5 separate regions of the Mus musculus genome follow, and regions 1, 3, 4 and 5 are each linked to region 2. A link is a loop called in an ENCODE intact Hi-C map of the cell type or tissue named here. Cell type or tissue: left cerebral cortex. All regions are shown on one strand. Each heading gives the region's core, and the rest is flanking DNA. Links, peaks and the distances in the headings are about the cores only.

Evidence for each region. A loop is a pair of places that touch in the nucleus more often than their neighbours do. Peaks named below come from ENCODE experiments on the same cell type or tissue, not always from the same donor. Only the 100,000 strongest peaks of a DNase experiment are listed, where the experiment ranks them.
Region 1: it touches region 2 in a loop (2.8-fold over the local background); 18 of 42 quality-filtered maps call a loop at or near these places.
Region 3: it touches region 2 in a loop (2.1-fold over the local background); 19 of 42 quality-filtered maps call a loop at or near these places.
Region 4: a loop joins it to region 2, with 5 times the contacts of the local background. A loop is called at or near these places in 8 of 42 quality-filtered maps.
Region 5: it touches region 2 in a loop (2.4-fold over the local background); 4 of 42 quality-filtered maps call a loop at or near these places.

What each region holds. Positions count from the first base shown.
Region 1 is chr3:95,140,343-95,146,331 of GRCm38, reverse strand. It overlaps Tnfaip8l2 (tumor necrosis factor, alpha-induced protein 8-like 2), which reads left to right and starts at 3,978. Exons shown (of 2, transcript NM_027206.3): 1 at 3,978-4,017; 2 at 5,736-5,989. The coding sequence starts at 5,782. It also overlaps the pseudogene Gm9169. In left cerebral cortex, for the core only: a CTCF peak has its summit at 3,531 (motif pointing left); DNase peaks (open chromatin) are centred at 3,518, 3,925 and 4,683.
Region 2 is chr3:95,214,377-95,220,365 of GRCm38, reverse strand. Gabpb2 (GA repeat binding protein, beta 2) reads left to right here and starts at 2,424. Exons shown (of 10, transcript NM_029885.1): 1 at 2,424-2,777; 2 at 4,098-4,152. It overlaps Mllt11 (myeloid/lymphoid or mixed-lineage leukemia; translocated to, 11), which reads left to right. Exons shown (of 2, transcript NM_019914.4): 2 at 1-1,822. The coding sequence ends at 181. It overlaps Gm16740 (predicted gene, 16740), which reads right to left and starts at 2,909. Exons shown (of 4, transcript NR_108026.1): 1 at 2,308-2,909; 2 at 817-927. In left cerebral cortex, for the core only: CTCF peaks have their summits at 1,425 (motif pointing right) and 3,050 (motif pointing right); DNase peaks (open chromatin) are centred at 2,421, 2,582 and 3,041; H3K4me3 peaks cover 1,640 bases; H3K27ac peaks cover 1,638 bases.
Region 3 is chr3:95,260,395-95,266,383 of GRCm38, reverse strand. Prune1 (prune exopolyphosphatase) reads left to right here. Exons shown (of 8, transcript NM_173347.2): 3 at 764-966; 4 at 2,608-2,792; 5 at 4,015-4,173. Among named protein-coding and RNA genes, the nearest start is that of Bnipl, 12 kb to the right of the region's middle. In left cerebral cortex, for the core only: a CTCF peak has its summit at 2,750 (motif pointing right); DNase peaks (open chromatin) are centred at 1,474 and 2,768.
Region 4 is chr3:95,278,778-95,284,766 of GRCm38, reverse strand. It overlaps Prune1 (prune exopolyphosphatase), which reads left to right and starts at 2,691. Exons shown (of 8, transcript NM_173347.2): 1 at 2,691-3,182. The coding sequence starts at 3,144. Mindy1 (MINDY lysine 48 deubiquitinase 1) reads right to left here and starts at 1,832. Exons shown (of 10, transcript NM_199475.1): 1 at 1,142-1,832. In left cerebral cortex, for the core only: CTCF peaks have their summits at 1,718 and 2,941; DNase peaks (open chromatin) are centred at 2,211, 2,932, 3,374, 3,808 and 2 more places; H3K4me3 peaks cover 3,630 bases; H3K27ac peaks cover 3,699 bases.
Region 5 is chr3:95,156,701-95,162,689 of GRCm38, reverse strand. It overlaps a transcript of Sema6c not described here. Among named protein-coding and RNA genes, the nearest start is that of Sema6c, 4.6 kb to the left of the region's middle. In left cerebral cortex, for the core only: no CTCF peak of the experiment used is centred there; DNase peaks (open chromatin) are centred at 1,339, 2,337 and 3,267; H3K4me3 peaks cover 2,433 bases; H3K27ac peaks cover 1,192 bases.

The DNA.
Region 1 (5,989 bases), core at 696-5,695, 74 kb after region 2:
TCTTTGCACAAGACTACTTAACACATCTTGACTTACAGCAAACAGCCAACAACTCAGCACCCCTTTCAGGGCCCTAGCATTTATATACCTGCTAAAAAGTCCCCAGAATTCCAAAAAAGCACATCCTTGCTAGAGTACAAGGCAAATCACAGTCAGCTGCTGCAGTCTGAAGCAGCTCCATATCCCATACTTAGGATTAAACAAAACTTATATTTGTTTTTTAAAGAAACCAAAATTCCAAAAAGGTCACTACAACTGTGTGTGTGTGCATACGTGTGAGTGGATGTCTTCCTCCACCTTATATCTTTTAAAATTATCGTTGTTACTATTATTATTATTATTATTATTATTATTATTATTATACTTATTCACCTTACATCCTGCTCACTGCCCGTCTCCTGGTCAACCCCTCCCATAGTCCCTCCCTCCACTTTTATGTTTTTCTGAGATCTCTCCTTGAATCTGGAGCGAATCTATTTTTTCTAGACTGGCTGGCCAGCAAATGTGACCCTCTGGTCTTTACCTCCTGCACTGGTCTTACGGTGTGTCCTGCCTTGCCTGCCTGGTGTTTTAGCTAGGTGTGATGGGTCCCATAGATGGTAGACATCTTATAGGGTAAGTGCTGAGTTCTCTCTTTTTTTTGGGGGGAGGTGGAAACTGCTTTCTCTTTATTTAGACCTTAGGAGGAAAAAATGAACTTTGGTCACATAGTACCTTTTAAAAAATCCAGTTTTACATATTTCTAAATACACAGGACTAAATGAGCAGAGAAATAATTTCTTCTGTAAAAACTGGCCAAATTTTATCAAAAACTTTACCATACAGTAAAATCAACTTATATAAAGACATTTTGGGTTTGCAACCTTTGAATGATGTGACAGGGCACGTCCACACATAAGTGTCCTGTGCTTGCTCTGGTCCACGAGCAAAGACTAAACAAGCATGGACTGTCAGTGATGGTCTGCAGCAGGGCTGGTGGCAGCCAACTCCATGATGGACAGGTCTACTTTAACAAAGTATAACCAAGGAAACACGTCACAGTATCAGATGAATTATGTAAGAGCAAAGTAGGAACAAACCAAAAGATGAAGATGAAGGAGCTGCCACAAACAAACAAGTGTCCCCCATAATGCACCTACAGAGGCAAACGGCGGGGAGAGGGCAGATGATGCTAATATGAAGGGAAGCTGAGTACAGCATTTATTTCTCATTTTATACAACTCGGACTCTTTACAAAAATGGTTATAGTCATGCCTGGAGAAATGTAACCCACGGCATTTGAAAGCAAACACTCTTTGTAGTTATTTAAAAGGGCCTTTTTAAAAAAATTATAATACAGAGGTCTGTGCTCTATAAGCAGTCCTCCACTGTGCATTATAACAATAAGGTTTACTTTTAATACAAAGACTAGGTGTTTGGTAGTTAGGAGCCACTGGACTTGACAAACATCATCTTATAATTGCTCTTCGCATCTTTTTTGCTCTTCGGGTCTTCTGTGTCGTCAGGATGCTCAGCAGCATGAAGCTCTTCTGCAGACTCCTCCTTCTCAGACTCAGAGTCACTGTCCGAGTCATCTGGACTCTCAGCATCAGGGGAGTCGTCTTCATCGTCATCTCTAGCCACATCATCTTCTCCATAATGATCTTCTACCTCACTGAAGCCGAGTCCGCAGTGCCGCCGATACCGTCAGTTTGCTGTCGATGCTCTGCTGGTACTGAGACTCCAGCTCTTCATTAATTTTCTTGTCTTCTTCCCCTGTTCAGAAGTGAGATGTTGATTTGTGATCTCCTATAACAAGACGACCAGTGTGTTCTTTCTTTCCTGCACCCATAAGTCTCAAGAACTTTTGTTTTCTTTCTTCATTGCCTAAGTCTGCTGCCTCCCAATTGCTAGATCCAAGATCATCGTCAGGGGAGGCTAAACGTATCACCCCATGTGGGTGAGACTCCCGGGCAGCACTCATCGTAGCTGGGATCCCGACGGGGATATGCCAAACACACTCGCAGTTCTCCTCAAACGTGACACCAGCAGCCCTCACCCAGCCACCGGACCAAGCAGTGCCACTCCAGAACGCAGAGCCCCCTCCGAGTTCTCATTTCCATGGACTTTTAAGAAAAAAAGTTTAGCAGGAAGATGATGGCACACACCTTTAATCCTAGCACTCAGGAGGCAGAGGCTAGCTTGGTCTACAGAGCGAGTTCCAGGAGATAGGTTCTCTCAATGGCTCATTACTTACTAAGTACTAAAACTGACCTTGAATTCACAGAGACCTGCCTTCCTCTACCTCCCCAATGCTGGGTCTAAAAGTGTGCACCCCCACATACAGGTGCGGTGCTTTATTTTATTTTGGTTGATGGCTAATATGGGAGGGACCAGATCACTGTGGGCACGTGGGCTGGTGGTCCTGGGTGCCATATGAAAAGAAGCTGAGAAAGTAATGTGATAAACATTGTCTTCTATGACCTTTGCACCAATTCCTGCCCTGACTTCCTTCAATGATGGATTATAATACGGAAGTGTAAGCAAAATAAACCCTTTCCTCCCCAAGAATGGTGGTTCATCATGGCAATAGAAACTCTGAGACAGGCCAGTGAAACTATGCCTCAAAGAAAGTGAACCAGACCAGGTTCCTGAAGATGACATCAGAAATTGTTCTCTGAAGCCCGGCGTGGTGGCACACACCTTTAATCCCAGCCCTTGGGAGGCAGAGGCAGGCAGATTTCTGAGTTTGAGGCCAGCCTAGTCTACAGAGTGAGTTCCAGGACAGTAGGACAGTCAGGGCTATACAGAGAAACCCTGTCTCAAAAAACCGAAAGAAAGAAAGAAAGAAAGAGAGAGAGAAATAAATAAATAAATAAATTGTTCTCTGGTCTACACACATGCACACACTAAATATGTTTTTAAAGACTTTTATTGTTTGTATGTATGTGTATTCTACATGTGTGTAGGTATCCAAGGAGACCAGAAGGTATTAGATCCACTGGAACTAACTAGTGGTTATGAACCACCAGATATAGGTGCTGGGAATAAAAGTCAGAACATCTGGAAGATCAGTGAGTCACTGAGCCATGGAGTCGCTGACTCCAGTCTCTGGAAGCCCCCAAATCAGTTTTTAAATCCCTGAATCCTAAGGCCTTTTTTTGGGTTCTCAATCTGTGCTGAAGAAAGCTATATAATTCACTCCTTTAAAGATTTGTGTGTCTGTGTGTGCCCAAGTGTATGTTCATGTACTGATTTATTCAGGTGACTCTGGAGGCCAGAAGAGAACACTGGAATTCCTGGAGCTGGAGTTGTGGGTGGTTTTTCCAAGACAAGAATTTTACTATGCAGCCCTGGCTGGCCTGGAGCTCACTCTGTAGACCAGGCTGGCCTTGAACTCAAAGATTGGATTGTCTCTGCCTCCAGAATGCTGGGATTAAAGGTGTAGTTTTGCCTCATTGGAGTCTACCCTCATTTATCAGGCCCTTTAAAGCTATTAAGCTCTGTACTCCAGCGTTTTGGCTCGATGCTGACACCTGCTGGTCACGCATGGCTCAGCAGCCCTAACCTTGGCACCTACCTCCTGCCTGCTCTGGCTGGGGCAGTCTGTGCCAATCTTACCTTCTAGGGCCTGAAGATGCTTGTATAATGCTGTTCTACTACACCACTCGATGATCTTTCAGTACTTCCCTCACTGTCTCTCACATTAAAATCTGGACTCTGCACGGTTTTCAGTACCACAAAAATATTAGGCAGCAAGAAAGAAGCAGACCTTTTATTAGGTGGAGGTGTGTAAATCCGTCCTTGCCACTTCAGAGTTGGTGCTTCCTACAGAATTCCATTCCTTTTGACCTTTGTCTTATTTCTAGGTGGCTCTTGGGACACTGGACTTCTTGGTGACAGTGATGATGAACCGGAGGTGGAGAGTAGATAGGCGGGGCCTGGGGTGGGGCTAGACCAAAGGGCCTCTTAGGAGCTTCTCCATTCTGTGAGCTCTCAGAAACATCCAAGGCCAGACTGGCACCCAGCACACGGCAGGTGAGAGTCTGGCAATGACAGAGGGTGGGTTTCGGGGTGACACTGACAGGATATCCTGACCCTTTCACCTTCACCTTTCTTTCTGTCTTGTGAAACTCTCGCTTGTAGAATTCTTGGGTCTCCCCCTCTCTCCCCAGAACCATTTTAGTGTATTTAGTGGATGGGGCAAGGCTGTCTGAGAGTGAGACCTGGCTTGGGATGGTGGCTGAGTCTAGAGCTGAGGGACAGAGATGCACATGGGGTAACGACTAGAGATTTAGAGATCTACAGTATCTTCGGACATGGAAGTACAGTGACGCAAAGTGAAAGAAACCTTTGCTAGGCTAGAGATTCATGAGGGTCACGTAGAGGCTGGGACAAAAAGAGCGAGTGACATAGCTACCCTGGGAGGACTGGGGACCTAGTTGGAGATGGCAAAGGGAGCAATAGAGAGCTGGGTAAGAGGAGGGCAGGTAGGGAAGGAAAGCGGGCCCCTATAGAAAAATCATCTCCAGTGTGAAAGATCCACAGGGCAAGGCAGAAACAAATCAAGATGGCAGGTTCCCATTGGAGTGATTCGGCTGCCGGAGAGAGCCCCCTGGCTGTCCTCCCTCTGAGAGGACTCCTATTTTCATTTGAGGGAGAGGGTGAGGTTGCTCCTTCATTGCGGTCACAGCCACATCCTGCAGAGCCGGGGAGGGGGAAGTAAGAAGCAAAACAACCAGAAGAAGCACAGTCAAGGCCCATGGTGAGAAGACCCTGTCCGTAGGCACAGGATATACCACCAAGAAGGCCTCGCTCTGCTCAGCCTAGCCAGCCTGAGACCACTACCTGCTGCCGCAGCCACCCTTCAAAAGAGCGCCCTCCTTGTTGGAGGGCGAATGTGGAGGGGTTATTTGACTTGTAGCCTATTTTTTCTCATAATTTGTGTCTGTTATTTATTATGTATATGTGTGAGTAGAGGCCAGAGGTGTTGGGTCTCCCTGGAGCTAAAGTTATAGGTGACTGTGAGCATCTGTTGTCTGAGAGTGTTGTCCCACTCCTTGAAGCCTGTTTTCATACTTACTAGGCCAAGTTGCTTAAGATCTCTTAGCTTTGCCCAGAGGTGGTGGCACATGCCTTTAATCCCATCACTTAGGAGGCAGAGGCAGGCAGATCTCAGTTCAAGGCCACCCTGGTCTACAGAGCGAGTTCTAGGACAGCCAGGGTTATACAGAGAAACTTTTGTCTTGAAAAAACAAAAACAACAAAAAAGAGTCCTTCAGTCTGAGATTTCTCTCTGTAAAACAGGGCTTGTCACCCATATGAAGTTGGTAAACCAAGACAGTTAATATCAAACACTTGGCACACAGTAGGTTCTTTAAAAAAAAAAAAGCCAAGTGTTCTATTTAAGATTCTGGAGACCCTATATCTCTCACTTCTTTTAAGACTTTATGGTACCCCCACTGACATGAGCTTTGGATCTCAAGCCTGGAAACAGAGGGGCGCTGTGCAAATTCCCTGTCGGTCGGCCGCCGCATAGCCCACTGCCCTGACTCCAGCCATGCCCACACTCCTCCAGCCAGGCTCTCCCTGCTCCTCGCGGCTGTTTTGGAGACACAAATGTCTTGTTTACAGCACGGAAGGGAAAAAGCAGAAGCAAAGCCTACAGGATGGAGGGGCCCAGGGGAGTGGGAAGACAAAGCAGGCAGAGCGGTGAAGATGAGGAAAAGCCATTTCTCTCCTTTTCTCTCATTTAGCCGGTTGCCTCTTCCAGTGACTGATCACACACCGACCGCAAGCACCATGGAGTCCTTCAGCTCAAAGAGTCTGGCACTACAAGCGGAGAAGAAGCTGCTGAGTAAAATGGCTGGTCGGTCCGTGGCGCATCTCTTTATCGACGAGACCAGCAGCGAGGTGCTAGACGAGCTTTACCGCGTGTCCAAAGAATACACGCACAGCCGGCCCAAGGCACAGCGGGTGATCAAAGACCTCATCAAGGTAGCGGTTAAAG
Region 2 (5,989 bases), core at 411-5,410:
CCTGTCAGATACACCTACCTACGAGAGCAAGGATAGCAGCAGCGTTGGCAAAATGAACGGGCAGGCATCTGGGACGGAGCAGAAGAACCCTGAAGGTGACCCCCTCCTTGAGTACAGCACCTTCAACTTCTGGAGAGCGCCTATTGCCAGCATCCACTCTGTCGACCTGGACTTGCTTTAAGGCCAAGATCTCTCTCCCACCCCGTACCTTCATTATCTTCCCTCTTAAGTCCCTTCCTCTCTAAGCCTTCCACTTTAATCTTGTTCTCTTCCCTCTATTGTGCTGGTGGTGCTGATGAATCTGCCAATTGAATTGTAGGTTTGTATGTATGTACGTACTTATTTATCTATCTATATTTATTTATTTATTTATTTATCTGCCTACTCCGTTTCTCTCAAAAGCCCTCTAGGCACAAAGTCAAGGGTTTAATCAATGGAGTACTAGATCATAGGATTTCCTCCCGTCAGCCCGGAGAATATTAACTAATCCCAGAAAAGAATCACCCTTATTTGAGGCACCACAGAGAGGTACAGTTGTGCAAAATGGGAGACCAATTATTTTGTTTGTTTGTTACATTTTAATCAACTTCAAAGATTACTTGAGCCTCCCTAATGTCCTCTACCAGGCCAGTAAGCAAATACTGCTTCAAGAAGTAATGAGAACCTGGAAGTTTTGAGACACTTTCTACAAAACAGGATTTCTAAAAGGCTAAGATAAGAAATGCTGCTGCTGCTTACAATGCATTCTCTTCCCCAGAAACACGCAGGCAGTTAAAGGTGGGAAACAAAGGAGTGGGATGAGGAAAAACATCGCACCGTTTCAGAGGTAGCTCCTTTAATATCCAGCTCTGCTTCCAGCTGTGGGTAGAAATGCTCAGAAAATCAGATTTGAGTCTTCACAGGGAAACTTCACTATGAGGATAATTCCTAAAAGACAAAAGATGTATCTGATCTAAAGAAACACCAGAGTATTATTAGGGGAATTTATATAAAATTGTGATTTTGTCATGGAACAGGCAGATGTTTTGGTCCTAAGTATTTTAGCTTTGCCTTTCTGTAGTTGCAGTATGTGATAGGAATCAGTGATTCCTGACACAGTTCTTTGGCCGCCATAAGACCGTGAAGTAAGCAGTTATGTTCAGACCCTACCCGTCCCCATTCCTTCCAAAGCTATTGCAGATGAATTGCGGAGCTGTTTATTCATTTATGGAATAAAGACGTTAAATCCTAAGTCTGGGGCTTAGTTTTTTCCATTCCAATGAAGTACTACAGATTTTACTCACACTTCCGAATCCAGCTTTCCCTTTTATCTTTTTTTCTTTCTTTTTTTTTTTAAGTGAAGCTTTTCTTTTTATTTTAAAAAGATTTACTATACTATATATGAGTACACTGTTGCACTCTTCAGACACACCAGAAGAGGGCATTGGGTCCCATTACAAGTGAGCCAACATGTGGTTGGTGGGGATTGAACTCAGGACCTCTGGAAGAGCAGTCAGTGCTCTTAACCACTGAGTCATCTCTCCAGCGCTTCCTTCTGTCTGTCTAATATTTGACTTTGAAGAACAATTTAGGATTTGGACATAGCTCAATGGTAGAAGGGCTTGCCAAGCATCTACAAGGCCCTGCTAGGGTTCCCCTGTAAGCAGCCAGTGCTCAGAGATTAGCCACGCCCCCCAGCCCATTATTAACTTTTAAATTTGTGTGGTTTTCTTCGGAGGCGGGCCTTGAACTCAGAGAAATCCACCTGACTCTGCTGGACTCTGCTAGGGTGGGCCTAGCACTTTGGTATTAAATTAGGAGACCTGTGCCTCCTGCTGTGATCAAAGGCGTGTTTGTTATTATTACTGATTTTAATTTTTAGTGTGCATTGGTGTTTTGCCTAAATGTATGCTTGCTTGTGTGAGGGTGTCAGATCTTGGAGTTAAAGGCAGTTGTAAGCTGCAATGTGGGTGCTGGGAATTGAACTGGGGTCTCCTAAGGCATTGCTCCAGCGTCCTGTTATTGATTTTTGAAAGGTTTTCTCCGAGCTTTCTCTCGGTCCTTATATCAGTTAAAATGGTGAACAGAAACCAAGATAGACTGGTAAATGAAAGACATGCAATTTCATGTCCCATCCTATTCTAGTCTTCCCCCCAAAAGTTCAGGGGTTCTTTCCTGACCTATATTCAGGACACTGGGAAAGTGTCCGGTCAGACAGGAGTGCATAACCAGAAGGTCCCGAATAGCGGAAGCAAGATTCTCCCCCAACCCTCAAGTTAGCCCGGCGTTGAACCAGCAGGAAGGTAGAGTGCGGACGCCAACACGCACCAGTAACCAGTTCCTCCGAGCGCTGCACTGGTTGGCGCCAAAACTACCATCTGCGTCCGTCCCCTGCCGGAACTATCCCTCACGTAAGCCACGTAATCGGTGATCCTGCGCCTCGCTAAGTAGTCCCGCTCAGGATGCCCGCGGTATACGTTTTTCCAGCTCACGAGGTCCTCAGTAGGAAGGAGTCGGACTCAGAGGTGCGTTGAGGTCCTGAGAGAAGGGCAAAGTGGCTCCGCTAACCCATTTCCTTCAGATTCCTCCGCCAGGACGTATAGTCACAGCGCCTTCACTTCCGGGTCCGCCATTTTATTGCCTCCATTTCTCCGTGAGGGGGGGTAAGGGCCCCCCCAAATATGCATATGTGAAAAGGCCGAAAAGTGAGGCCGCTGGCAAGGAGTCTTAACTAGAGAAAGAAACGGGACCAAACTGGCGGGCCCAGTGAGAGCGAAGCCGGCAGCGCTCCGGAATAGGTGAGGGGGAAAGGACACGCAGGGTTCCGGAGCTTCCGAACTGCGATGCAAGGGGCAGTGATAAGTGGCCGGCCCAGCCCGGCCAGGACCTGTGGGCGCCGGCCTGCACACTGCCGGAGCGGGGGTGGCGGCGGGGGGGAGAGGGACCAAGAGGAAGGGGATGCTGTCGGGAGGAAGGGGAGGGGACTGGGAGGTGAAGGGGGTGGGTGGAAGACCTGGGGCTGGGGAGCTGGACTCCGGGAAGCCAAGGCCACATGGGGTGACCACGAGGGGGCGGTGTGGCGCAGGAGTCCGGGCTGCCACTACAGACTGGGGCTCCCACTTGCAAGTTGGCGCCCCTGAGTTTGGCAGAGTGCTGATGTCAAAAACTGAGGGATATGTGACTAGGGAGGAAGTGGGAACTGGACTTTTCAAGGTCCAGTAATAACGTGAAACTTTAGTAAGTTCATAATGTGAACAAGAGCAGTCATGGACTTATATCCAGTTCTCAACACAGATGCTTGTACAGCTGGCCTCCCAGTGGGAATGTGTGGGGGGTGAGGGGGGGGAGAAAAAGAAAAAAAAGTACAGACCGAGAATTCTTCAATTGCTTTCTTTCTTAGCGTGCACCTCTTGTCACAGATTTCCTCCAGGAATTCTGCTGTCTCCCTCTTCCTATAAAGGATTTTCTCTAGTTTCCAATCCAATATTTGGGTCTTACTATGTAGTTTGGATTGGCTGCCTCACAGCGATTCTCTAACCTTAGCCCCTGGAGTGTTGGAATTACTGAGGTGAGCCATGTTTTTTGTACATGCTTTGCAAAGAACAAACCACCACACCCAAATGATAAACAAAAGTTATTATTCTTTGGTAATGGGCTGCTTTGTCAAGTGCTCAGGCACTCCATGGTTATTAAAATATTTATTGAAAGTTCTGAACACTAAGTACTCAGTGCTTGAGAAGAGGAGAGAGAAAGATCCAGGTGTTCAAGGCCAGCCTGTGCTACTTGACCCAGAAAGGTCTCCTGGTCTTGTTTTGTATTTTATTGGCTTCCTATTCCTAGGAGGCAGGGTTGGGAGTATAGCTCAGAGGCAAGTGTGAATGTAGCATGCCTGTGGCCCTGGATTCAACTCCTAGCACAGAGGGACTAGGAAGAGAATTTAGAAAAATCTTAGGATACACACTAGACAAACGCTCATGTGAAGTTTATGTGGATGCATATCCAGTAAGGGAGAACAGTTCCCCTCTGTAGCATTCAGAACCATGGGGTTGTATAGGTTGGGCAGGTGGAACTTAGCATATAAAGCCAGCGAGACTGACAGTCTTGAGTTTGATCCACAGAGTTGAAGGAGAGAACCAACTCCTGCGAGTTGTCCTGTGGCTTCCACATGCTATGGTGAGTGAATACACACAGAAACACACACAAGCTAATTAGTTAATTTCAATTGCCTATGTTATTCTCTGGTCTTAGGGTTCTACCAGCCTTTATGTATGGGGAGCTAGAAGAATGACCCACCAGTCTCCCCATAATGCTTTTTATTTAAAATACTTTATTACATTTTGTGTATGTGTGCTCACTTACACACATACCATGACTTTCATGCATGTGGAGATCAGAGGACAACTTAGAGGATGTGGGAGCCGGGCGTGGTGGCGCACGCCTTTAATCCCAGCACTCGGGAGGCAGAGGCAGGCGATTTTCTGAGTTCGAGGCCAGCCTGGTCTACAGAGTGAGTTCCAGGACAGCCAGGACTACACAGAGAAACCCTGTCTCGGAAAAAACAAAAAAGAGAGGATGTGGGAACTGGGGATCCATCAGGACACCAGGTTGGCAGCAGATATGTTCACCCACCAAGCCGTATATAGACCTCACTGATCTCCAAAATCATCGTCTTGCAAATGCATTTTAATCTAGGTAGATGCTATAGGTTAAATCAGGAGTGACAGGGCAGGAAAGAAGGCATGTCAGAAGTCATGTCCCTGTCAAGTAACCAAATATAAGAACTGTTTTCCCATAATTCTTGGCATCGGTTACTTTTACAAGGTCCGGCACAAGCAACTGCCCTCCTTTGTTGGTTTGAAACATGGTCTTATGACACTTAGGCCAACGTCAACTCATCATCATCCTGATTTAGTCTCCCAGAGTGCTGCGGTCACAGGCAGATGTTGTCAGGCCCGGCGTGACTTCATTTTCATCGTGACACACCTGCTCATGCTTGTTTCTAAAGAGTTTTCTCTGAAGACAGCTTTGATATGCCTGGTGCTTTGATCTCAACTATTCCTCATCACATGATGCTCTGTCCAGATTGGTCTGATCCGATCCCACGTTAGGAGAATGATGTCTAGAGTTAGTACCAATAAAGCCTTCAGAACCACATTTAAGCAAGAGGTGTAGAAGGAGTGGCTTTTAGGTCAGTCCTGCCTGGAGTCTGTTCTTGTCTTTGAGTTCCATATCCTCTGTGGGTCAGAGAAGTCCTAGCAACTCAGAAATGTTGCTCTCTGTCTTTTGTTGTATTTCTACAGAATATTGACAGCCAACAATTAAAATGCTTCATAGAAGCACAGTCAACAAGAACAAAAATTTTAATGAAAATTAGCTTGAAAGTTAAGCATTGTTTATAGGGTTCTCCATGAGTGATCAGTGTCCAATATCCTTTCATTATTAGGAGGCGCTGCTTGGAGTGTGGATTGGGAGGGCATGTCTAATTATCTTTGTTTAAAGAGAATAACTAGTCAGCACAATTAGGAGCACGTGAGCCCAGGCCTGGAAAAGGAAGCACCACTAACAATTGTTTAGGGCCCCACCACCTTAGGTCCCAAGCAGTTATCTCTTAAACCTTGCATCTTAGAAATACAGCAGGTACATGAATATCTTTTTTTTTTTTTTTTTTTTTTTTTTTTTTTTTTTTTTGGTTTTTCGAGACAGGGTTTCTCTGTGTAGCCCTGGCTGTTGTCCTGGAACTCACTCTGTAGACCAGGCTGGCCTCAAACTCAGAAATCCACCTGCCTCTGCTTCCCAAGTGTTGGGATTAAAAGCATGCACCACCACTGCCCAGCTTGTACATGAGTATCTTTATCATGTAAAAGAGCCAGCAACATTTAGCATCATTACACAGAAGAACTATGCAGAAATTCTCTCTGTATGTTAGCTCAGCGTATACCCATTTAAAAAAAAAATCTATAACTTTCCTGGCCTACTGCATCAATAAAAGCAAACATTAGGCCTTCACAAA
Region 3 (5,989 bases), core at 722-5,721, 46 kb before region 2:
TTTATGTGTATGGGTGTTTTGCCTGTATATATGTCTAAGCTCCAAGTGTGTGCCAGGTGCCCTCAGAATCCAGAAGAGGGCATCAGATTCCCTGGGACCAGAGTTATAAATGGCTGTGAGCTACCCTACCATGTGGATGCTGGAAATGGAACCTGGATCCTATTTCCTGTAGCTTGAAGTCTACCTAGGTCTTTTCCTTAAAATAGCTTGTTGACTTCCATGTCATTGCTAAGATGGAGGGCAAGGACCATTCTCTCAGAACATTAGGGTGCAGCTCAGTTGTAGAATGTGTGCTTCCATGGTCAAGGCACTCGCTCGGCTTGCTTATCCAGTATTTAAAAAAAAAAACAAACCATCCCTTTCTTTTCTTTTTTTTTTTTAAAATATATTTATCTATTATATGTAAGTACACTGTAGCTGTCTTCAGACACCCCAGAAGAGGACATCAGATCTCATTACAGATGGTTGTAAGCCACCATGTGGTTGCTGGGATTTGAACTAGGGACCTCTGGAAGAGTAGTCAGTGCTCTTAACCACTGAGCCATCTCTCCAGCCCCATCCTTTTATTTTCATAGGCTTGATAATTGTGGCCTTGAGAAGTGGTAACTTACCCAAGGTCATGTCTTCTTTGGCCTTCTGTTTTGCATTTGTGTATTAGGGAGAGAACTCAGAACCCAACCTCAGGGTCAGAGTTAGGGTGGGGGTTACTTTTTCTTGCATTTTCCTAAGCCTTATTATGTCTTCTTTTCAATTCTGTAACCAGACGTCTGAAGCTGAAGACATCTTTATACCAGTTTTAAATATAAAGCGTTCTGAGCTTCCTCTGCGCGGGGACAATGTCTTCTTTCTCCAGGAGGTTAAGATTCCAGAGCCAGCCCTGATCTTCCGGGACGAGATTGACCTCCTAGCCCTGCACCAGGCTGGCCAGCTCACCCTCATCCTTGTTGACCACCATATTTTACCCAAGTAAGTCAGTGAAGGACACTCGGCCTGCACGGGGAGAAAGGAGGAAGGAGAGCCGTCCACTAGAGTCTCAAAGGCTCATTTGTTGTCATTTTTTCTCGTTTGTTTGTTTGCTTGCTTCTCGTGTGAGATAGGGCCTCACTATGCAGCCTTGGCTGGCCTCTAAATCACTATGTATTCCAGTCTAGCCCTGAAGTCAGAAATCCACCTGCCTCGGAGGCTAACTATAATTGATGGGTCATATCCAATAAAAAAAAATAGTATCACTTCTCTAGTTATGTGATGTTTATGATATAAAGAAACAAAAATATATAGTTAAATAATTATTCAAAATGTTCAAAATAACTTAAATTTGCCTTTAATGTCAGAACTTTTGCTGCTTTAAGATACAGGGATAATATGTTCTAGTAGACTATAAATATCCCAGGCATGTCTGTTCAACAAATGTGTACATCCATAATAAATCCACTTCCAATTTAGGACTAGAGAAGGCTGCCAAAAAGCAACATGAGTGTGATTCTTGTCTAAGTATGTCTGGCTCCTGCTAGTCTTAAAAATGGATATTTTTCCCTTGAGCACACTGTGGTTATACCAAGAAATGATAGTTGCCTGGGGGCATTCATGCATCCATGAATTTACTGATTAAAACATTTTCCTGAAGTGGATAGAGGCGACAGTTTTCATGCATCTTTCAGTCAGGAAGAGGGAGGTAATAAAGAGAGCACTGTAGTGGGTGCCAGAGGCACGCCATTAACTGTCACTCTAGAGGACAGTGGGACTCGATGGGCCATACATGGGCCTAGCTCATTGTGCTGGAGGGAAACTGAGGGCAAAAGGACTCTACTGAGGGCAGCCCAGTCTTAAAAGAGAGCTTTGTGTTTGTCCGAGGTGGGCAGGTGTCTGAGAGGAGCCTTCAGGCAGAGAGAGGAGTTAGCAGAGGTGAAGCCAGGCAGGCATGAAATCGCACACTGAGTAGGGAACTGGGACTTGTTTTGCACAGCTGGGCATGAATTATGTGGGAAAGGTAAGATGTGAGTTGATGGGACTAAGGTAGGCAGGGTACAGATCATGGAGTCCTTGTAGGCCTCTCTAAGGAGATTGGACTGTATTTTGGGGTAGTAGAAAACTTAATTATAGTTATTCCAGGTCCTAACAGAATAAAGTTTTTTGTTGTTGTTGTTTTTGATTTTCATTTTGTTTGTTTTTCAAGTGATCATCCAGGAATCTTTTGAGGGACGGCTTAGATGAGCCCTTAATTGAAACAGTTCAGGTAGGGGATACTGATGGGCCTAGAAGGCCGTAGCACAGGGCTGGAAAGGAAGACATGGTGACTTTCGTGATGTTTCATTGTCAAGAGAGCAAGGTCAGGTATAGAGTTCAGTTGGAAAGGTGACCCTAAAGGACAGTGACCGTGTAGGTATTTACAGCAGAAACGTCACAGAGTTCACTTGTGTGCTGTTTAAAAGCTGCTTCTGATTCCACGTCAGAGAGTGGAGAGGGGACGGTGGGGTGAGGTGACTTCTGTGTACTCACATGGGACATGCATACTTTTCCTCTTGGTGGGGAGTTGGAGATCCATTTGGGCAGCTGGAGAGCTCTTACCTGCTTCTCTTTCTGTTTTCTGTTAACCACCACCCTCCCCAGAAGCGATGCAGCTCTGGAGGAGGCCGTAGCAGAGGTGCTGGACCACCGACCAATTGAGCAGAAATACTGTCCTCCCTGTCACGTTTCAGTTGAGCTGGTGGGGTCCTGTGCCACCCTGGTGACAGAGAGAATCCTGCAGGGGGCACCAGAGACCTTGGACAGACAAACTGCAGCCCTACTGCATGGTAAGGAATCAGGTTTGGGTTGTGACCTTTGCCCTTATCCCGGAATGGGGGCGGTGAAAGTCTAGACTCCAGCCTCACTGGTGGCGGTGACTCTTGAAGTTTACTCACCCCAGAGGGCCAGGGTTCCTGCAGCAGCTGGTCATTGTTTCACTGCCTGGGTTGGAGTTAGTACAGGGGAAGCAGAGGGCACGGGTCTTGGTGGTTCCCGTTTGCAGCAATGTTTAAAGGAAAGAGGACTCACTGAAGAAACAGGAAACATCTCTGATAGCAGTTCCACCAGGAAATGGTTGTTATATCTCCAGCAGGCCTCTTAACCTTCCCTTTTATATTTTTCCACGGGGTGTGTAGTGCTGATCTCATTTAGATTAGACTAGGCACACTCTTCCAATATTAAGATACTGTGATGGAAGACCAAATCCAGACAGAAGAGAAGCACAAAGCTTCATCCATAGCCAACAAACTTTTTGAAATTGACAGCTGCCGGGCAGTGGTGACGCACGCCTTTAATCACAGCATTTGGGAGGCAGAGGCAGGCAGATCTCTGAGTTCGAGGCCAGCGTGATCTACAAAGACAGTTCCAGGATAACCAGGGCTACACGCAGTTGGGTGGGTAGGGAATGGAGAGGGAGCTGGGGTAGGGGAAAGAATATGAAATTTTCAAAGAATAAAGAAAATTGTAAAAAAAAAATTTAAAAAGATAGTGTAATGGAATTTGGTTTGCTGAAGAGCTAGATTCCTTCTGGAATCTACAAGACTCAGGATGCCCAGTCTCCTTGTTTTACTTTTTTTATTTTTTAATTTTATGTGTATGGGTATTTTGTCTGTGTATATATGTCTGTGTACCGTGTGTATGCTGGGTACCTGAGGAGGCCAGAAGAGGGCTTCAGATCTCTTGAGATGAGAGTTATAAACTGCCATATTGGTTATTTGACTCAAACCCAGGCCCTCTGGAAGAGCAGCCAGTGCTCTCAACTGCTGAGCAATCTGTACAGCTCCACACCCAGGCTTCTGTCTGTCTGTCCATGTCCCTAACTGCATTGTACTTTGGGAGTTTTCTCTTAGGACATGGTCAATCCAAGTGTATTATTTTGACTTCAGTGGGGTTGCCTGGGTTGTATCCTCTGAATTGTGTTCATTGGATTTGGAGTTATATATGTGCTAAAGATTGTGAGTGGAGGGTTCACTCACACACAGGACTCCTGCTCTGCCTTATCCCTTATAGGAACCATCATCCTGGACTGTGTCAACATGGATACCAACATTGGGAAGGCAACCCCAAAGGACAGCAAATATGTGGAAGAACTGGAAGCCCTTTTCCCAGATCTGCCCAAAAGAAAGGACATATTTGATTCCCTGCAGAAGGCCAAGTTTGACGTCTCAGGTATGATGTGTCATATTTTCCATGAGAGAGTCAGTGGGCAAGCTTTGATTTCAGAGCATAGAAATGGTAATGAGTAACATACATGTCTGCTCACGAACAGATGAGTCATGTTATGTCATTCCATCCTGAGCCTGCGAGAGGATTATAGCCGGTCTTTGCTCCTTTGGGGGTTCTTTTTCCTACCCTTTCTCCCCCTAGTTTCAACCCTTTTCACTAGATAGGAGAGAAAAAAGGATGAGGGTGGGGACAGACAGACAGAGATATCCTTGTATCTAATTTCTTTCTTTCTGTTTCTTTGAGCAGGACTACTAGTAGAACAAACCAACCTCCCTAAATTACCAATAACCATGCACACCACCTCTTGGGGCCCTAGCATTTATATACCTTCTGAAAAGTGTCTTGAGTTGCAAATGTCACACAATTACAAAGACTATCTGCAGCTGGCAAAACCAAGCCTCTGCTAGAGGGTGATGCAAATCATAAAGAGCTACTGTGGACAGTTGGAAGCACCCCATCTCCCCACACCTGGGGTTAAAGTGAACAATTTCTTTTTTTGGTTTTTTGAGACAGGGTTTCTCTGTATAGCCCTGGGTGTCCTGGAACTCACTTTGTAGACCAGGCTGGCCTCGAACTCAGAAATCCGCCTGCCTCTGCCTCCCATGTGCTGGGACTAAAGGTGTGCACCACCGCCGTCCAGCTAAAGTGAACATATTCTTATATTTCTGTGTTTGTGTGTGTGTTTTTTTAGAGATTTATTTATTATTATAAATAGGTACACTGTAACTGTCTTCAGACACACCAGAAGAGGGTGTCAGATCTCATTATGGGTGGTTATGAGCCACCATGTGGTTGCTGGGATTTGAACTTGGTACCTTTGGAAGAGCAGTCAGTGCTCTTAACCACTGAGCTATCTCACCAACCCCCGTGTTTGTGTTTTTAAAGATTTATTTATTATGAATACAGCATTCTGCTTGCATGTATGCCTGCAGGCCAGAAGAGGGTACCAGATCCCATTACAGATGGTTATGAGCCACCATGTGGTTGCTGGGAATTGAATCTAGGATCTCTGAAAGAGCAATCAGTGCTCTTAACCTCTGAGACATCTCTCCAGCCCCATTTCTGTGTTTTTAAAGAAACCAACATTGATTCTCACTACAGAAGATGAGAAGGGCTGGGGTGATAGTCCATCCTGTAATCCCAGCACTGGTGAAGCCAGGCAGAAGATAAACAGTTTGTGGCAGCCTGAGCTACATAGTGAGTTAAGGACAGCGTGGGCACACAATAAGGCTCTGCCTCAAAAGGTAAAAGCTATGCAGAGAAGCCCTGTATCAGAAAACAAAATGAGCGGAGCAGTGGTGGCGCCTGCCTTTAATCCCAGCACTCGAGAGGTGGAGGCAGGTGAATTTCTGAGTTCGAGGCCAGCCTGGTCTACAGAGTGAGTTCCAGAATAGCCAGGGCTACACAGAGAAACCCTGTCTGGAAAAGAAAGAAAAAAAAAAAAAAAAAGGAAAAGAAAACAAAATGAAATAAAAGGTATTTAAAAATCCAAGACTGGCCGGGTGGTGGTGGCGCACGCCTTTAGTCCCAGCACTCAGGAGGCAGAGGCAGGCGGATTTCTGAGTTCGAGGCCAGCCTGGTCTACAGAGTGAGTTCCAGGACAGCCAGGGCTACACACAGAAACCCTGTGTCAAAAAATCAAAAAAAAAATAAAAATAAAATCCAAGACTGTGCAGCACAAATGGAACTTGATGGCTGTAGTAAGGAAAGAAGAGAAAGCCAGAGCTCGGTGCTCAGGGGCGGCAGGTGGGTCTAAGGA
Region 4 (5,989 bases), core at 574-5,573, 64 kb before region 2:
GACAGGCGTATCTGGTTGCCTGCTTTCTTCTTGTAAACCTTCAAGGCTTGGAGACTATGAAAAGGCCTTGAGGAGCGTCAGCTGGGTGTGGTGTTCCAGGCCTTCCCATCCCCATTACTCAGGGGGCCTTGAGGCCGGAGAACCTCGAGGTCGGCCTGGGCTACAGAGAAACATCAAAGTTCCTGAAATAACATAAATACAGTAAATTGATCATTCTCCTGATTCAAATATAACTTCTGCTAGCTTCAGGTAATTCATATTTTGTTAATTTAGACTTAGAGTAGCAAAGATTACCTGGAGGCCTTCCACCCCTCTTTCTCCACATCTCTTTCCCTCCCATGGCACTTAGAGTCAACCTTGAAACAGAGGCCATGTCTGGGAAATATTAAAAAGCCTAAAGACAAGCACAGCTCATTTTCTGCCCAAGGCTAGAAATGATCAATAATTAAGTGGGGGTTGGGAAAGCTAGTCGACCAAAGAGAGGAGCTACAAGAACCATGGGAGGGAGTGGGGGCTCAGTGAATGAGGACAGCTCCAGTGTCAGGGCAGGAAGAGCAACAGGGCTGCACCCTGCAAGGCCAGAGGAAAGCATGAGGGGAGGGGGACCCAAACAAACAGGGGTTATGGCCCTGTCCCTCCTCTTCTTTCCTCAGTCCAAATCTACACCTCCTCTTCCTGGAATTACCTATGGTGACCCACAGGGAGTCAAATCTCTGGTCCTTTCCTAGTCAGCAGCAGATACTATTCACAGAGTGGGAAAAGCATATGAAATAGGTATATCCTTAAAGACTTCACCCACCCTCAGGACTCTTCTCCCTACGTCTTTAACTGGTATTACCCAATCTTTCCAACCAAATGCAATTCTTCATGCCAACATGCTTTGAGATTCCTCTAGAATACAGCAAGCCCTGTAATTCTGGCTCTCTAGGAGAGGGAGAGAGAGGGTTTGGGTTTATAAGGGGGAAATTGAAGACCGCATCTCTTTTACTGCTCCATCTCTTACTGCTCCGGGTGCCTGGGATCCTGTAAGCGACCCAGACTTAAGAGACCACAGATGGGACATCAGGTGTCAACTTCGCCCAGAGAGGGTAGGGAGAGCTGCGAGACGAGGTGAAGATAGTTTGAAAACAAAAGTTTTTACCTCAAAGAGGTAGATGAGGTTCCGGCACTGGGAGAGGACTCAACTCTGGCGGTTCTACGCGGGAGGTGGGGACATCGTTGAGGGGCGCCGACTGCGCCAGCCGCCTCCCAGCTGTCAGCCCCAGAGCTTACACGGCTTGACACGGGTTTACTCTCGCGGCGTCCAGCCTGGGTCGCTGCCACTTCCGGACACACGCCCAATACGGGGGACGCTGGAGCAGGGTCGGGGCCGAGGACAAGCAAGGCACAGCGCAGGCGGTCCCGCCTGGCTTCCCAGAGTCTTCAGGATTCCCGAGTCACCGAGCCTCCGGCGTGCGCTCCAGGCCGTGCCTACAAACTGGCTTTCAAAGGAAGTTTGTGGTTTTTCTTTTTCTTCTCTCTGTCCCTCTTTTCCCCCTGTCCGGACAAAGACAAATTAGCCAAGGACGCGGTCCCTAGAGGAGGAGGAGGAGGAGGGGCCTGCTCAGCTACCGAGGATTTCCATCAGGGCTGTCTGAGCCGGTCAGCAGCCCGGTGAGCCGCAGAAAGGAAGAGAGAAAAACAACAGACCCTTTCTCTTCCCTCCGCCTGCCGCTGGAAGGGACGGAGCGCGTGTGCCTCTCTGGTGAGAACCGGGAAAAGCAAGCGGCCTGGCAGAGCCCGGAGGAGCAGGGCGGGACAGCGGCTGTTGATTAGACCTCCCTGGATGCCCGCCGCAGCCCTCTGCTCTGGAGCCAAGAAAGCAGGGCGGAAGGGCGTTGTGTTTGCATATGTACTCGTTCAATAAGAAAGAAAATTCCCACTCCTGGTTTTCTGGAGCCCCTGAGCTCTTTCCCAAGGCTTCCCTTCTTCCCCGTATGCTTTTTTTGAAAGGCTAGGAATGAAACTGGTTCAGCTGTGTACCTGGTCGGGGGCGAGGAAGACGCTCTTCTGCCTCTTCTCACCTCCCCGAGAAGCAGGACGATCTGGGGATAGATTAAAAAATGAGGGAACATGTTATGATGAAGGGACATTTTCCCCCCAAGTAGTCTGCCCTGGGACACGCAAGTGGCAGTTAAGGGATGTTGGAACCCAGCCTTAGGTTCTGAAGGCTCCTCTAAACTCTATTGATGTGACGGCCAAAGGATAAGGCTTCAAGCAACTCGGAAAGCCGAGAGAACTGTTGCAACAGAGACCCAGGAAGCAAAGTCACGGTTGCAACAGCCCATGAATGAGGAGTATTTGCTCAGGCTGTAGAAGAAAGGCTATGAAGAAGGAGGAAGAGTTGGCACGACAGTAGGTTTTAAGAAAACAAGTCAAACATTATGGTAATGTTTTCCTATCGTGAACAAACACATTGATCACGATTTGTCAGTTTGGTAAAGGGGAGAATTTAAAAAAAAGAAAGAAAAAACACCTAACCAGGGAAGCTATTTTAATAAATAATATGTACAGCAATGTTGTAATTTAAAGTCCTAACCAAACCAGGCCTGTGAATCCAGTATTCAGGAAACTGAGGAGAAAGATTACAAATTCCAGACAGGTTGGGCTAGATAGAAAGAATTTGTATTTTAAAAAAAATTGAGAGATTAATTTACATCAATCTCGAACAGATTTTCGGTGTAATATATGGAAAGGTACTATACTTAGTCCTATCTGCAAGTTCAGATGCCATAAAGGCGAGTTATTGTGACACATACACAATTTGCATGTCATAGCCCTCCGAAAACTGCTCACTTGAGGACAAACACGAGCTGCTGGACTACATTTCCCAGGAGGCACCGCGATATACCATACTCCTCCTTGACGTCCCATGAGTCTTTGGGCTCAGAACCCAGCCTCTGCCGCTGGGGGGCGGGGCAACGCCGGACTCCCGGAGTGCCGGATTACGCACTTCCTCCTGGGGTTCGGAGGCCGAACCCTTTAGTGGCGGGTTCGAGTCCCGCCCCCTGACTCTCGGCTCTAGACCCTAGGTCTAGGGCGGGGTACATTCTGCCGGGTTACCTCTCCTGGCTGAGGGGCAACGGCACACCTCGGGCTTTACCATGGAGGACTACCTGCAGGACTGTCGAGCCGCTTTGCAGGTAACGGGTCCCAGTCCGTGACCGAAAGGAATGCAGCGTGGGGTCTGGGAAGGACGAAGGTGTGGGATCTGGGGAGCCCGGACGGTCGGTGTGGAGGGATCACAGAGATGGACGCGGGGGAGCTAGAGGACCAAGCCCTTCGGCCATAGGCGGGAGAGCCCGGAGAAAGGAGTCTCTTGGTTTGCTTGAGTCGGGTCCTTCGGCAGAACCTGTGCGGCGGCCGCCAGCCTCGCCCGGCGAGGTGTGTCTCTCCCTTCTCCCCGCCCCTCTCAGTTTCCCTCCCGCAAGCGGGCTTCAGCCCACTGGGTCCAGGTGAACCTCTGGGAGTGGAGGGCACTGGGTGCACCGCTTTATTGCCTCTGAATGGCGGTTTGCCTTTTTTTTTTTTCCCTCCTAGGTAGAGGCGGTCGTGGTGTTTTACTTTAAATCTTTGTTTTTATGCCAAATATACAGAATAATTCATCAGGCATATATGTTGACCCACAACTTACATTCCTTTGCTTCCAGTGTTCTCCTTTAGTGTTAATGCAGGCGCGTGCGCATACACACACACACACACACACACACACACACACACACACACGTAAAAATACCGCCTCCTTGGTAAGGGATAAACACAAAGTGTGTTTGGAATCTAAACCATAAGCACGGCCCTGAATTCTTTGTAGCTTATTTTTGGTGCTTCCTGAACCAGCTGGACTCGCCCAGCTGTGTTGACAGGCTGTGTGGCATTAGGTCGCTCTTCCCTTTAAAGGCTCCAAGTCACCTGGCCCCCTGCTGTAAGTTTCTCTGCCCCTGAAGAAACAGATAGGCATCTTCCTTTCAAATAACTTAGCTCGGTATGGTAGCCACAGGCCTCTAGTTCCAACTCAGAGGAGGCTGAGACTTCAGTTCAGGCCAGGTCTGGACTGGGAGAAAAAAAACCCAAAAAACAAAAAACCCACAACGACAGAAACAGAACAAAACAATCCTCTGGGCAATAGACTCTATTCTTTAACAAACCCTGAAAGTCCCCTAATTCTGCTGGAGATCCAGCTTCGTGGATAAACGAATATTCTTTTTTTTTTTTTAATTAGGTATTACATTTTCAATGCTATCCCAAAGGTCCCCCATACCCACCCCCCCAATCCCCTACCCACCACTCCCTCTTTTTGGCCCTGGCGTTCGCCGTACAGGGGAATATAAAGTTTGCAAGTCCAATGGGCCTCTCTTTGCAGTGATGGCCGACTAGGCCATCTTTTGATACATATGCAGCTAAAGACAAGAGCTCCCGGGTACTGGTTAGTTCATATTGTTGTTCCACCTATAGGGTTGCAGTTCCCTTTAGCTCCTTGGGTAATTTCTCTAGCTCCTCCATTGGGGGCCGTGTGACCCATCCAATAGCTGACTGTGAGCATCCACTTCTGTGTTTGCTAGGCCCCGGACGAATATTCTTAATTTGAATTTAGGGTGAGGTTCAACTTGATGCCAGCTACACTAAAAATTTCCTTTTGAAGAATATCAGGCCAGGCATGGACCTGCTAATCTGTAATCAGCTCTGGGTTGGTTGAGGCAAAAGGCTTATTAGCTAAAGTGCAGCCTGGGGTGCATACGGACCTGGGTGCCTTGGTGAGACCCTCTCTTCATAACCCCCCTGAGGAAAAAGAACCACCTTATTTGGGGGAAGTTGTTTTAATACAAAGGCAATTTTGTTACTTCTTTTCTTGTGGGCCGGCTCCTGACTCCACCCACCTGATGCTGGTTAAAGTGTGCTTTCACACTTTGCCTGAGGTCTGCATATTTTGTTTACTTTTTATTGCGTTTGTTTTTGCAATGGCCTTTTATAAGCCCAGGCTGGCCTTGAAGTCCCGATGTAGTTGAGGTCGAGCTTGAATTTATAGTCCTGCTTCTGCTTCCTGGTGTTGGGATTATAAGAGTCACCTGTGGTGCCCAGCTTGGCTATTTTTTTATTTTATTTATATGAGACAGGGACTCACTATGTAGTAGCCGTGGCTGGCTTGGAACTATGTAGATCAAACTAGTCTCAAATTCAGAGATCCACCTGCCTCTGCCTTCCAAGTACTGGAATCAGAAGCCCTTGAAAATAGTTTTTTTTGTTTTTGTTTTATATGTGTGTAGGTATCTGCCCATTTAAGTGCAGTGCCCATAGGCTGCAGAAGAGAACATTGGATTCCCTGGACCTGGAGTTGCATGTGGTTGTGAGTCACCAGATGTGGGTGCTAAGTACTTTCTAAGATCAGTCTGAGTTATAAGCACTGAGACATTTCTCTAACTCTGAACAAATTGTTAAACTTATTTATTTAGTGGCGTGTTGGGAGCCGCACCCATGCAGTAGACACATGTGTAGGTCAGAGGAGACTTTTGCCATGGTCCCGTCCTCCCAGCCCGTCCTCCCAGCCCGTCCTCCCAGCCCGTCCTCCCAGCAATCAAAGATAGGTTATTATGTTTGGTAACAAATGCCCATTCCTGCTGACCCATCTCATCCTGTCTGCCTCTTCCACTCTATCTTCACAAAACAATGGGTTTATCATCTTCACACACACACACACACACACACACACACGCACACACACATATTATTTAGGGGCTAAAAAGACGGCTCACCCATTAAAAGGCCTACTGCTCTTGCAATGGAACAAATTCTGTTTCTAGCACTGGATTGCTCACAAACCCCATAATTTCAGTTCCAGGGGAATGTGGGATCTCTAATCTCTGAAGGCACCTGTACTTATACATACACAAATGATTTAAAATTTTTTTAAAGTTTTTTTTTTTCCAAAATCTTAAAATATAAGTAAAAAAAAAAA
Region 5 (5,989 bases), core at 517-5,516, 58 kb after region 2:
GCTTAGGAGTTGTAGCCTTTCCTTACCTGGGGTGGTGGGTCCTGTGGGGATGAAGAGGGATAGGAGCCCTCTGATCTAAGGGAGGAAGGGACAAAAGAAGAAGGGAAAAGACTAAATCACATCTCCCTCACCACATCCTTTAAAAGTCAATGTGCAAATCCTGGGAAAAGCTGTTGAAGCCAGTGTTGGGGAGATGCTAAGGGGAGTGCATTTTGTTTGGTTACAAAATGAGGGCAGCTTCGCACCGGAAGATATGAGGGTAGCTTTTGGCCTTTAGCCAGAAACTCCTGGAACTGCAGGACTAGTGTTGGGGAAAGGGTTGTCTGGGAGTTGTGGGGCCTGATGACCACTCCCATGTTAAAACCTTCAGACTCCAACAGCCTCCTGCAAAAGCTCCCTAGCTAGGGACAATAGAGGCTAATTTGCATCTAATTTGCATGCTCTTCATTTCCAAGCAAATGCTCTGATAGCAAGTACCCTCACCCCCTTATTTCCTCAGAGAGCAAACAGTGCTTCCCTCCTACCTAATCTCTCACACTAAGGACCCCCCAACACATGCTCACTTTCAGCGGGGTTAGACCAGCCTCTAAAAACACTCGGTTGGCCTTTTCCTTGGCCCACTAGACTCGAGTATGATACATCTTTAAGAGGGCTTCCCATAAGCTGTTTGGGGGAGCAACATCTGGGTGGCTCCCATCCAATCCCTGGCCTGGGGACAGGCATGCTGTGACCTGGAGAAATCCCAAGGAGAGACCTGGCCATTCTTTCTCCTTTTAGGTCCTCCCCTTGATAGAAAGATGAAACAGCCAGCCCCCCTTCTTTCCTCTTAGCCAGACAGCCACCTCTGGGGAGTGGCCGAGGTCATAGTCGGTGTCTAGAGGAGCAGGGGAAGGAATAGGGAGGCAGGCCGGGGACAATAGCAGGAAGTCATAGACATGGTTGCCCACCCCTGCCCACCTTCCTCAGGAGGCTCAGGAGGTGCACCGAGCCTCAAAATCCTTTTACCCTAACCTTCTCTCTCCGTCCCAGGCTTTGTACTTATCCTCCCTCCCACCCACCCCCAACGTGGATAAACCAGGTGTCTGGAGCTTCCCGTGCGCCTAGCTTGAGACGGGCCTGGGGCCAGGGGCTCGACGTGTCTCCCCTTCACTGGATCCGGGGCTCCGAGGAGGGGCGGGTAGCAGCGTCTGGGCCGGGACCGGGTCCCAGAGCCACGTTAGCGGGAGGAGGGGCTGGAGGGGCCTGCAGGCGCAGATCAAGTGGGAATGAGATCTGGGTTTGGGGGACGGAGGCGGGTCTCCCAGACTAGGGAAACAGGACTAGAGGCTGGAATAGCCGAGGGCGGGCCCTAGGCCCGCGCGGAGTGGGTAGGTGAACTAGGATGCTGTCGCCAGGCCCGCTCTCCTCCGTGGGAGACCAGTCTAACAAAGCCCAGGGCGGAATGAGGTGAAGCGTGGAGGTGAGCGCGGGGAACGATGCTTCTCCCTGGCCCGGCTCCTGGACTCTTCGCCCAAGCCGACCCCTCCCCCTAGGAGTGCTCAGACTCCAGCCTGCACAAGGACAGGGAAGCAACCCCGACACCGATGTCCAGAAGGACTTGTCCCCCTCCCAGTCCCCGCAGGGGTGTAGAGGTCTACTTCTCCATAGGTCTTGGAGCCTCAGTTTCCCGAGGGAGAGGCAAGGTGCTGGGCTTCCCACCCTCTGCATTGTGCGCGCCTCAAAAAAAAAAAAAAAAAAAAGCCCACCCCTTCCTTCCATGACCCCCAATCTTACGGGACGCGACTACGACCAGTCGGAAAAGAAGCCTACACCCTACGCCCATCAGTGCAGCTGGGCTCGGCCACGGTCCCCTCCTCCTCCACGCACCCTAACTCTGCCAGGCACAGGACGCGCTGGACCCACTCGAGTCCCTGTGACACTTAGGAGCTTGACCCTCTCTTGTAGCGCTCCTTTCCCTCCCTATAGCTACATCCCTACCCCAAGGTACTTGCTCCGAGATCCGGGTCAGCAAGGTCCAGGGAGCAGCAGGCGGCCCCTAGCTCCGCGCCTCGCAGAGTTCGCAATCCGTGGTTGGGGCTTCGGCAAGATGTGACGAACGTCCGTGCTTAGATTTAGACTCCAGGGCACTGTCGGGTTACAAGAGCCTCGGGTCCGAGTACGAGCCCCTATTCCCGCCGCAGATCGGCGGAGGAAAACAATGCGACCGCCCGGGGCTCTGGGCTCGGCCCCAGCCGCCCCGCCCGCCTCCCAGCCGGGCCCGCCTCCGGTCCGCCTCTCGGGCCCGCCGCCCAATGGAATACTAAGCGGCGGGATAGACACTGCCTCCTTGCCACCTCTTCACCAATAATACTACAAGAAGGAGGGGCGCCGAGCGCACGGTCCACCCAGAGCTAAACGGAGAGGGTGAGCCTGAGACCAGAGTCAGGCACGAGATGGAAAGACCCACGGACAATCTCTGAGACGAGGACATAAGACACACGCACACAGACAGGCTGGTAGAAAAGAAGTCCCGACAGACAGAAGTGTCACAATCAGGAAGGAAGACAACACGAGAAGAGAGACAGGAAACCAGGGGGCCTCGGCTGGGCTGGGCTGTCAGAGCCTGCGCGATCCTCCCTCACTTCCATCAACGACTTAGGCGACCCTGCTCTCATGGGAGTCTCCTGCCTTGTCCCTCCGCATTCTCCTTCCTAAGCTTCTGTCTGTGTCTCTTCTGCATCTCCGTGTGATTTCTCTGGTTCATATTCATCCTGACCCCAATAAGAAGGCCTGCATGTAGTTTAGGAGGCCTAAGAAGCGAAAGTATCCTCCGACTTATCTTGTGCCCATCATCTCCCCACCGACCTCCACAGTCTGAACAGGTCAGCCCTGAGCCACCATGCCAGAAACTAAGTCTGAAAGCTAGACGCTGGCTGTCAGGAGACAGATGGTTGACAAAAGAGGACAGGTAGGAGGGCTAAAGCTCAAAGCCAGGTGGAGACCAAGACCAATTGATTCAGAAAAATACAGAGACATCAAAGAGAGAGAGTGAACAGCTACCCTGACCCTACAGATGCGCGAGATTAGTGTGTCCCACTTCCTCAAAAGGCTCTTGAACATCCTTCCAAATGGCAAAACCTGCTCCTTGTCCCCAAGACCGAGGGACCCCAATAAAGGGCCTTTCTTTTGAGGAATGTCAGTGAAGAGGAAGAAGGAGGCTACTTTAGACAATTCTGCTTGGCTTTCACCTTGGTGTTGCCTGCTAAGATTTTTCCTTGCGTGGGGCTGGCACAAAGGATATTTTCAAAATTCCCTGGAATGTGGGTGGCCTGGGAGACACTGACATTCTAAGATAGTGTTGTCTGAGTGGGTACTTCTACCCACAGCTTGGTCTCTGGACTAAAGGGAAAAACTGTTGAGTTACCAATTTCTACAGCAGCCTTAATTGAGTGTGTGTGTGTGTGTGGGGGGTCCTGAATAGAATAAATAAATGGGCAAACAAACTGTCCTGCAATAAGATTCACACACAGACATGACAGTGAGAAACAAGACAGACTCCTAGACTTAAGGTCAAAGGAAGCCATGAGATAAACAGAATGGGAAAGGAATAATAGCTACAACACGGTTAACTGCTGAGGGATCCTGGAGCCAAAGTGGTTTAACAGACAGTAAAATTATGGAACATAGACCAGCAAAGAAAAATGGCTTAATGAGTAAAAGCACTTGTTTCAAAGCCTATGGGCTTAAGATTGGAACCCAGAGGGGCTGGAGAGATGGCTCAACAGTTAAGGGTACTGACTGCTCTTTCAAAGGTCCTGAGTTCAATTCCCAGCAACCACATGATGGCTCACAACCATCTGTAATGAGATCCGATGCCCTCTTCTGGTGTGTCTGAGGACAGCTACAGTGTACTCATATAAATAAAATAAATCTTAAAAAAAAAATGATCGATACCCAGAAACCATGGTGGAAGGATAGAACCAAATCTCAAACATTATCTCCGACCTCCACACATACTGTAGCATTTACACACACAGAAACAACAATGACAATAAATAAAAGCTGTCTTGTTTTTGTTTTCGAGACAGGGTTTCTCTGTGTAGCCCTGGCTGTCCTGGAACTCACTCTTTAGACCAGGCTGGCCTTGAACTCAGAAATCCACCTGCCCCTGCCTCCCAAGTGCTGGAATTAAAGGTGTGCACCACCACCACCCGGCCTGAGAAACCCTGTCTTGAGAGAGAGTTAGAGACTGTTCTAAAGGTTTTAAAGAATTTTTAGGAGAAAGATACATAACATGTGGAGGTTTAAATGTTTCCTATCTTTTAGCATGGGACTTAGATATTCATTAAAATATGAACTTACTGAATAGGTTAGTATATATGGATTAAAACATAATTCTAAGAATTTAAGAAAGATCAAACCTTAATTCAGCACAATACATATTAAACAACTCAAGCACAATTTACTGTGGCTTATTATCCCACATTGAGAAATATGACTTTCAGGCTGAAGAGATGATTCAGCGGTTAAGAGCACTTACTGCTCTTCCAGAGGTCCTGAGTTCAATTCACAGCAACCACACAGTGGCTCACAACCATCTGTAATGAGATCTGATGCCCTCTTCTGGTGTGTCTGAAGACAGCTACAGTGTACTTATATATAATAAATAAATAAATCTTAAAAAAATATATGACTTCGGTGGGTTGGAGAGACAACGGCTCAGTGGGTAAAGGCATCTGCTGCCGAGCCTTACAACCCTGAGCTCAATCCCTGAGGTCCACATAGTGAAAGAAAAGAATCAGCTCTCACAGGATGAGCTCTACTGACACAATGTGCTACATCTCTCTCTCTCTCTCTCTCTCTCTCTCTCTCTCTCTCTCTCTCACACACACACACACACACACACTCTCTAAAACTATTTTTGTGTGCAGGAAGAGTTGAGACAGGATTCCTCTGTGTAGATCTGGCTGTCCGAGAACTCATTCTGTTATGTACACATAACATTTTTAAAAATCTAAATAAATTACAAAAAAAAAGTTTCCCAAAGCAATAACAATAGCTAGTGTTGAACCCAGAGATCCCCCTGTCTCTACTTTCAGAGTGCTGGGATTAAAGGTAGATGCCACCATGCCCAGCTGTGGTAAAACATTCTACAAGAAAGATAGCGACCACTATGGTTGGGGAATGTGGCTCTGTTGGTAGGGTGCATGCACAAAGCCCTGGATTCAATCCCCGATACCTGTAACCCGGGTGTTGGTGTCTACCTATACTGTATCCCAGCAGTCGTGAAGTAGAGGCAGGAAGATCAGAGGCTCAAGAGTATCTGTCATTATCCGAGTTAAAACAAGACCTACGGTTTACTAAGGATTAAAGAGCAAGGCCAGGGCTGCAGAGAGGCTAAGTGTTTGCTCTTTCAGAGGACCCAGGTTCAGGTCCTGGCATCCATAGGATGGTTCGTAACCATCCATAACACCAGTTGCAGGGGAGTCAACGGCTTCTTCTGATCTCTTTGGGTACCAGTCACACTTGCAGGCAAAACACTTTACATGGAGAGTGTAGTAACACACACCCTGAATCCCAACACTGGGAGGCAGAGGCAGGAGAATCTCTGTGAGTTTAAGGGCAGCCTGGTATACATGAGGCCCAGAAGCAAGGATTACATAGAGAGGTGATGAAGCCCATTTCAAAACAAGTGAATAAGGCCCAACAAATCAAAATAAAAACACATTTTAAAAAATCTAAACAAAGCCGGGCAGTGGTGGCGCATGCCTTTAATCCCAGCACTCGGGAGGCAGAGGCAGGCAGATTTCTGAGTTTGGGGCCAGCTTGGTCTACAAAGTGAGTTCCAGGACAGCCAGGGCTACACAGAGAAACCCTGTCTCGAAAAAGGAAAATCTAAATAATATTTCAAAATATTTTCAAAAGAAACACCCCAAAAGCTAATTATGACAAAACTATTTGGAATTTGGGTTCTGTAGGTGGGGGCCAGAGGAGGGGTTCAAGGCCAGCT